2 separate regions of the Homo sapiens genome follow, and region 2 is linked to region 1. The links are chromatin loops, found by intact Hi-C in ENCODE. Cell type or tissue: IMR-90. All regions are shown on one strand. Each heading gives the region's core, and the rest is flanking DNA. Links, peaks and the distances in the headings are about the cores only. Region 1 overlaps LOC124906243 (a long non-coding RNA gene). Region 2 overlaps WNT5A (Wnt family member 5A).

Region 1 (2,928 bases), core at 167-2,666:
CTACCAACCGCCCATTCACCCAGCCACCCACCCACCTACTCATCCATCCATCCATTCAGCTATTCATCCACCCACTCATCCATCCATCCACCCACTCATCCGTCCATCCATCCATCCATCCATCCATCCATCCACCCACCCACCCACCCACCCACCCATCCATCCATTCATTCACATGTTCATCCACCCACTCATCCATCCATCCATTCATTCATCCACCCATTCATCCATCCATCCATGCATATAGTGATTCATCCAATAATTAATGAGCACCTACTATATGCTAGGTCCCATTTTAAGCACTTAAGACTTGGCAGTGATAAAGCCCATGAGTTTCTGTCCTCCTGGAGTTGATATATGAATGAACTTGGAAGAGTAAGAGGACTTACCTTACCAGTTGTTGTAAGGATTAGAAGATAAAACATGTAAAGCATTTGTTAGGTAGACCATATGAAATTGCAGTTTTGTGGATCAAAGATGTTTGACTATCAATCAGTCCATCGGAATCAAGCCAAGAGTGAAGTGTCTAGCACATAGTCCTCAAAGAGCAGGAAGTTAACATATTATGCACAAAAGGCTTATATACTCTCCGGCAAGAATGAAAAGATCTTCCAAATGTCTAGTTCATTTAATGAGACATGCAGTTTAAATCAGGTATTATTTACAGCTCATTTTTTTTATTAAGTGTTATGAGCCCATGAAGTCTCGAGAAGCAGCAGACAGGAAGTAGCTTGTTGAGTTTTACCCTAAGTTTTAATGCTCCGTATGCCAGATTGTATGACCAACATTTCAAAATATTCTGACCCTTTTCTTGAGTAAATCAGCAGAGCTTAAAACAGACTTTGCATTATTCAAAGCATCCGTAGGGGAGGGGTGGGTGAGGAGGAAGACCTTGTGTTAAACATTTATGTCTCACTGCTGAATAGCAAATGTAACCTATCTTTACTAAAATCTCCCTAAATGGTTGAAATAAATTTCATACAATGAGTCTATTTTTCCCCCCTCCAGAAAATATACAAAGGCAGGTGTCTAGACTTCCTGGTGTGTAAAAAAAAAAAAAAAAAACCCTCCAAAACGCAGTTTTTAATGTTTACTTGTTTTCAGGTGCAGTTAGGGTTGTTAAGAAAACATTGACTAAGCTTCCTAGGGATTCACGTTGCTGCGGTATTTGGCTTTCCAAGGCTTTAAGGCAGTTACCAAGCAGCAATCCTATGACTCAGTGGTTGAGAGCCTGGGCCTCCTAGCCAGAGGACCTGGCTTTGAATCTTGACTCTCCCACTTTCTAGGAGTGTGACCTTGGACAATTTTTTTTTTTTTTTAAATCTCTGAGCCCCAGTTTCTTCGTTCATTAACTGAATATGTTGATGGTCCCTAATGCAAAGGTTCTTTTGAAGAACAAGTGAGAGAGTACTTGTAAAGTACTTATTAAAGTGCTGAGCATATATTAAGCAATAAGTTATTGTTAATATGGGTACTGTGATCAGTGATATTCATGTTGTTATTATTCTGGGAGTATATTCAGCATCCATCTCTTTAATCAAAACTTAAAAGGTATATAATTCCTTTATGAGAATTTGTCACCTTCTGTTTGGCCACAGTTAATTTTTTGCCCTTTTATGCTCAGCTCAAATCCCTCAAATCTCAGTGATTCAAGTGGACTGAGTCACTTCTGGGCTCCAGCTGATCTTGAATAATGAGACACACCATGGTATGAAAAGTGAGCCTGAAGAACCCTGAAAGCATTTCTGAGTTGGATGAGATTTGGCTAGAAAAACATCCTGTACTTATGACTTGCAACATATGGCTTAGAAAGTATTTTTTCTATAACGCCTCTAATATATATGCAGAAGACACAAAGAGGGCAACTCAATATCACAAAAAAGTAAGTTCAACCTCCTTTCTGCCTTCTTGAGAGATGGCCATTGTTTAATATGAAGTATTGCAAACAACAGTACTTATTTTTATAGCAGTTATTTAAGTATTTTTCGGGCCTCTTTTACATGGTAAGCACTGTTTTCAGCTAACACCTTGGACTCTTACTTCTGTATCACAGAAATGGAAAGGTCTTTCTAAAAAACCAATAACATCTTAGGAAGAACAAAAAGAGTTCTAGATATGTGAAAGCAATTCAGAGTCCTCTTGCTTTTGCCTGGCACAAATCAGGAATTGGGCTGGTTGTGAGGTCCTTTGGTCACCTGTGAGGTTGAACACTCTATCTTAGAAACTTAACTCTCATCTTTCCTTCCACCCAGCCACTTCGTACCACACCCTTGAGCACTTGTAGAGGCATCTGCTCCAATATTCCCAACACTGGAAGGGATTAAGGCAGGTGCTTCTCTGAGAGTTCTAATTCCTGTGGTGTTTGAGCTACTTAAGAATTAATCCTGCTGCTTCCCTCTCCTTTGGGCCTCCTGGAGGTTATCCTCTAACCAGAAGCAGGACACATCTTAGGGTCTGTTTGTCATTGAAAAGAAACACATGTGGTAGGAACAACTGTACTTTCATGTTTGCTTAGGATTTATCCAGAAAGTTCCTTTTTGCTTACTAGCTGATATGGTTTGGCTCTGTGTCGCCACCCAAATCTCATCTTGTAGCTCCCATAATTCCCATGTGTTGTGGGAGGGACCAAGTGGGAGATGATTGAATTATGGGGGTGGGTCTTTCCTGTGCTGTTTTTGTGATAGTGAATGGGTCTCAAGAGATCTGATGATTTTAAAAATGGGAATTGCCCTGCACAAGCACCCTTTGCCTGCTGCCATCCATGTAACATGCGACTTGTTCCTCCTTGACCTCCACCATGATAGTGAGGCTTCCCCAGCCATGTGGAACTTTAAGTCCAATTAAACCTCTTCTTTTGTAAATTGCCCAGTCTTGGGTGTGTCTTTATCAGCAGTGTGAAAACAGACTAATACACTAGCCAATAACAGT
Region 2 (2,928 bases), core at 172-2,671, 140 kb before region 1:
GATAAAAGGTCTTGGGAAAACAAAACAAAACAAAACAAACCTCCCTTCCCCAGCAGGGCTGCTAGCTTGCTTTCTGCATTTTCAAAATGATAATTTACAATGGAAGGACAAGAATGTCATATTCTCAAGGAAAAAAGGTATATCACATGTCTCATTCTCCTCAAATATTCCATTTGCAGACAGACCGTCATATTCTAATAGCTCATGAAATTTGGGCAGCAGGGAGGAAAGTCCCCAGAAATTAAAAAATTTAAAACTCTTATGTCAAGATGTTGATTTGAAGCTGTTATAAGAATTAGGATTCCAGATTGTAAAAAGATCCCCAAATGATTCTGGACACTAGATTTTTTTGTTTGGGGAGGTTGGCTTGAACATAAATGAAAATATCCTGTTATTTTCTTAGGGATACTTGGTTAGTAAATTATAATAGTAAAAATAATACATGAATCCCATTCACAGGTTCTCAGCCCAAGCAACAAGGTAATTGCGTGCCATTCAGCACTGCACCAGAGCAGACAACCTATTTGAGGAAAAACAGTGAAATCCACCTTCCTCTTCACACTGAGCCCTCTCTGATTCCTCCGTGTTGTGATGTGATGCTGGCCACGTTTCCAAACGGCAGCTCCACTGGGTCCCCTTTGGTTGTAGGACAGGAAATGAAACATTAGGAGCTCTGCTTGGAAAACAGTTCACTACTTAGGGATTTTTGTTTCCTAAAACTTTTATTTTGAGGAGCAGTAGTTTTCTATGTTTTAATGACAGAACTTGGCTAATGGAATTCACAGAGGTGTTGCAGCGTATCACTGTTATGATCCTGTGTTTAGATTATCCACTCATGCTTCTCCTATTGTACTGCAGGTGTACCTTAAAACTGTTCCCAGTGTACTTGAACAGTTGCATTTATAAGGGGGGAAATGTGGTTTAATGGTGCCTGATATCTCAAAGTCTTTTGTACATAACATATATATATATATACATATATATAAATATAAATATAAATATATCTCATTGCAGCCAGTGATTTAGATTTACAGTTTACTCTGGGGTTATTTCTCTGTCTAGAGCATTGTTGTCCTTCACTGCAGTCCAGTTGGGATTATTCCAAAAGTTTTTTGAGTCTTGAGCTTGGGCTGTGGCCCTGCTGTGATCATACCTTGAGCACGACGAAGCAACCTTGTTTCTGAGGAAGCTTGAGTTCTGACTCACTGAAATGCGTGTTGGGTTGAAGATATCTTTTTTCTTTTCTGCCTCACCCCTTTGTCTCCAACCTCCATTTCTGTTCACTTTGTGGAGAGGGCATTACTTGTTCGTTATAGACATGGACGTTAAGAGATATTCAAAACTCAGAAGCATCAGCAATGTTTCTCTTTTCTTAGTTCATTCTGCAGAATGGAAACCCATGCCTATTAGAAATGACAGTACTTATTAATTGAGTCCCTAAGGAATATTCAGCCCACTACATAGATAGCTTTTTTTTTTTTTTTTTTAATAAGGACACCTCTTTCCAAACAGTGCCATCAAATATGTTCTTATCTCAGACTTACGTTGTTTTAAAAGTTTGGAAAGATACACATCTTTCATACCCCCCTTAGGCAGGTTGGCTTTCATATCACCTCAGCCAACTGTGGCTCTTAATTTATTGCATAATGATATTCACATCCCCTCAGTTGCAGTGAATTGTGAGCAAAAGATCTTGAAAGCAAAAAGCACTAATTAGTTTAAAATGTCACTTTTTTGGTTTTTATTATACAAAAACCATGAAGTACTTTTTTTATTTGCTAAATCAGATTGTTCCTTTTTAGTGACTCATGTTTATGAAGAGAGTTGAGTTTAACAATCCTAGCTTTTAAAAGAAACTATTTAATGTAAAATATTCTACATGTCATTCAGATATTATGTATATCTTCTAGCCTTTATTCTGTACTTTTAATGTACATATTTCTGTCTTGCGTGATTTGTATATTTCACTGGTTTAAAAAACAAACATCGAAAGGCTTATGCCAAATGGAAGATAGAATATAAAATAAAACGTTACTTGTATATTGGTAAGTGGTTTCAATTGTCCTTCAGATAATTCATGTGGAGATTTTTGGAGAAACCATGACGGATAGTTTAGGATGACTACATGTCAAAGTAATAAAAGAGTGGTGAATTTTACCAAAACCAAGCTATTTGGAAGCTTCAAAAGGTTTCTATATGTAATGGAACAAAAGGGGAATTCTCTTTTCCTATATATGTTCCTTACAAAAAAAAAAAAAAAAGAAATCAAGCAGATGGCTTAAAGCTGGTTATAGGATTGCTCACATTCTTTTAGCATTATGCATGTAACTTAATTGTTTTAGAGCGTGTTGCTGTTGTAACATCCCAGAGAAGAATGAAAAGGCACATGCTTTTATCCGTGACCAGATTTTTAGTCCAAAAAAATGTATTTTTTTGTGTGTTTACCACTGCAACTATTGCACCTCTCTATTTGAATTTACTGTGGACCATGTGTGGTGTCTCTATGCCCTTTGAAAGCAGTTTTTATAAAAAGAAAGCCCGGGTCTGCAGAGAATGAAAACTGGTTGGAAACTAAAGGTTCATTGTGTTAAGTGCAATTAATACAAGTTATTGTGCTTTTCAAAAATGTACACGGAAATCTGGACAGTGCTCCACAGATTGATACATTAGCCTTTGCTTTTTCTCTTTCCGGATAACCTTGTAACATATTGAAACCTTTTAAGGATGCCAAGAATGCATTATTCCACAAAAAAACAGCAGACCAACATATAGAGTGTTTAAAATAGCATTTCTGGGCAAATTCAAACTCTTGTGGTTCTAGGACTCACATCTGTTTCAGTTTTTCCTCAGTTGTATATTGACCAGTGTTCTTTATTGCAAAAACATATACCCGATTTAGCAGTGTCAGCGTATTTTTTCTTCTCATCC

What was found. A loop is a pair of places that touch in the nucleus more often than their neighbours do. Peaks named below come from ENCODE experiments on the same cell type or tissue, not always from the same donor. Only the 100,000 strongest peaks of a DNase experiment are listed, where the experiment ranks them.
Region 2: it touches region 1 in a loop (2.7-fold over the local background); 2 of 110 quality-filtered maps call a loop at or near these places.

The regions. Positions count from the first base shown.
Region 1 is chr3:55,328,835-55,331,762 of GRCh38, reverse strand. The region is part of intron 1 of LOC124906243 (a long non-coding RNA gene); the gene reads left to right. Among named protein-coding and RNA genes, the nearest start is that of LINC02030, 100 kb to the right of the region's middle. In IMR-90, for the core only: no CTCF peak of the experiment used is centred there; DNase peaks (open chromatin) are centred at 882, 1,182 and 1,712; H3K27ac peaks cover 1,396 bases.
Region 2 is chr3:55,466,698-55,469,625 of GRCh38, reverse strand. WNT5A (Wnt family member 5A) reads left to right here. Exons shown (of 5, transcript NM_003392.7): 5 at 1-2,928. Among named protein-coding and RNA genes, the nearest start is that of WNT5A, 19 kb to the left of the region's middle. In IMR-90, for the core only: no CTCF peak of the experiment used is centred there; DNase peaks (open chromatin) are centred at 1,165 and 2,325; H3K27ac peaks cover 1,146 bases.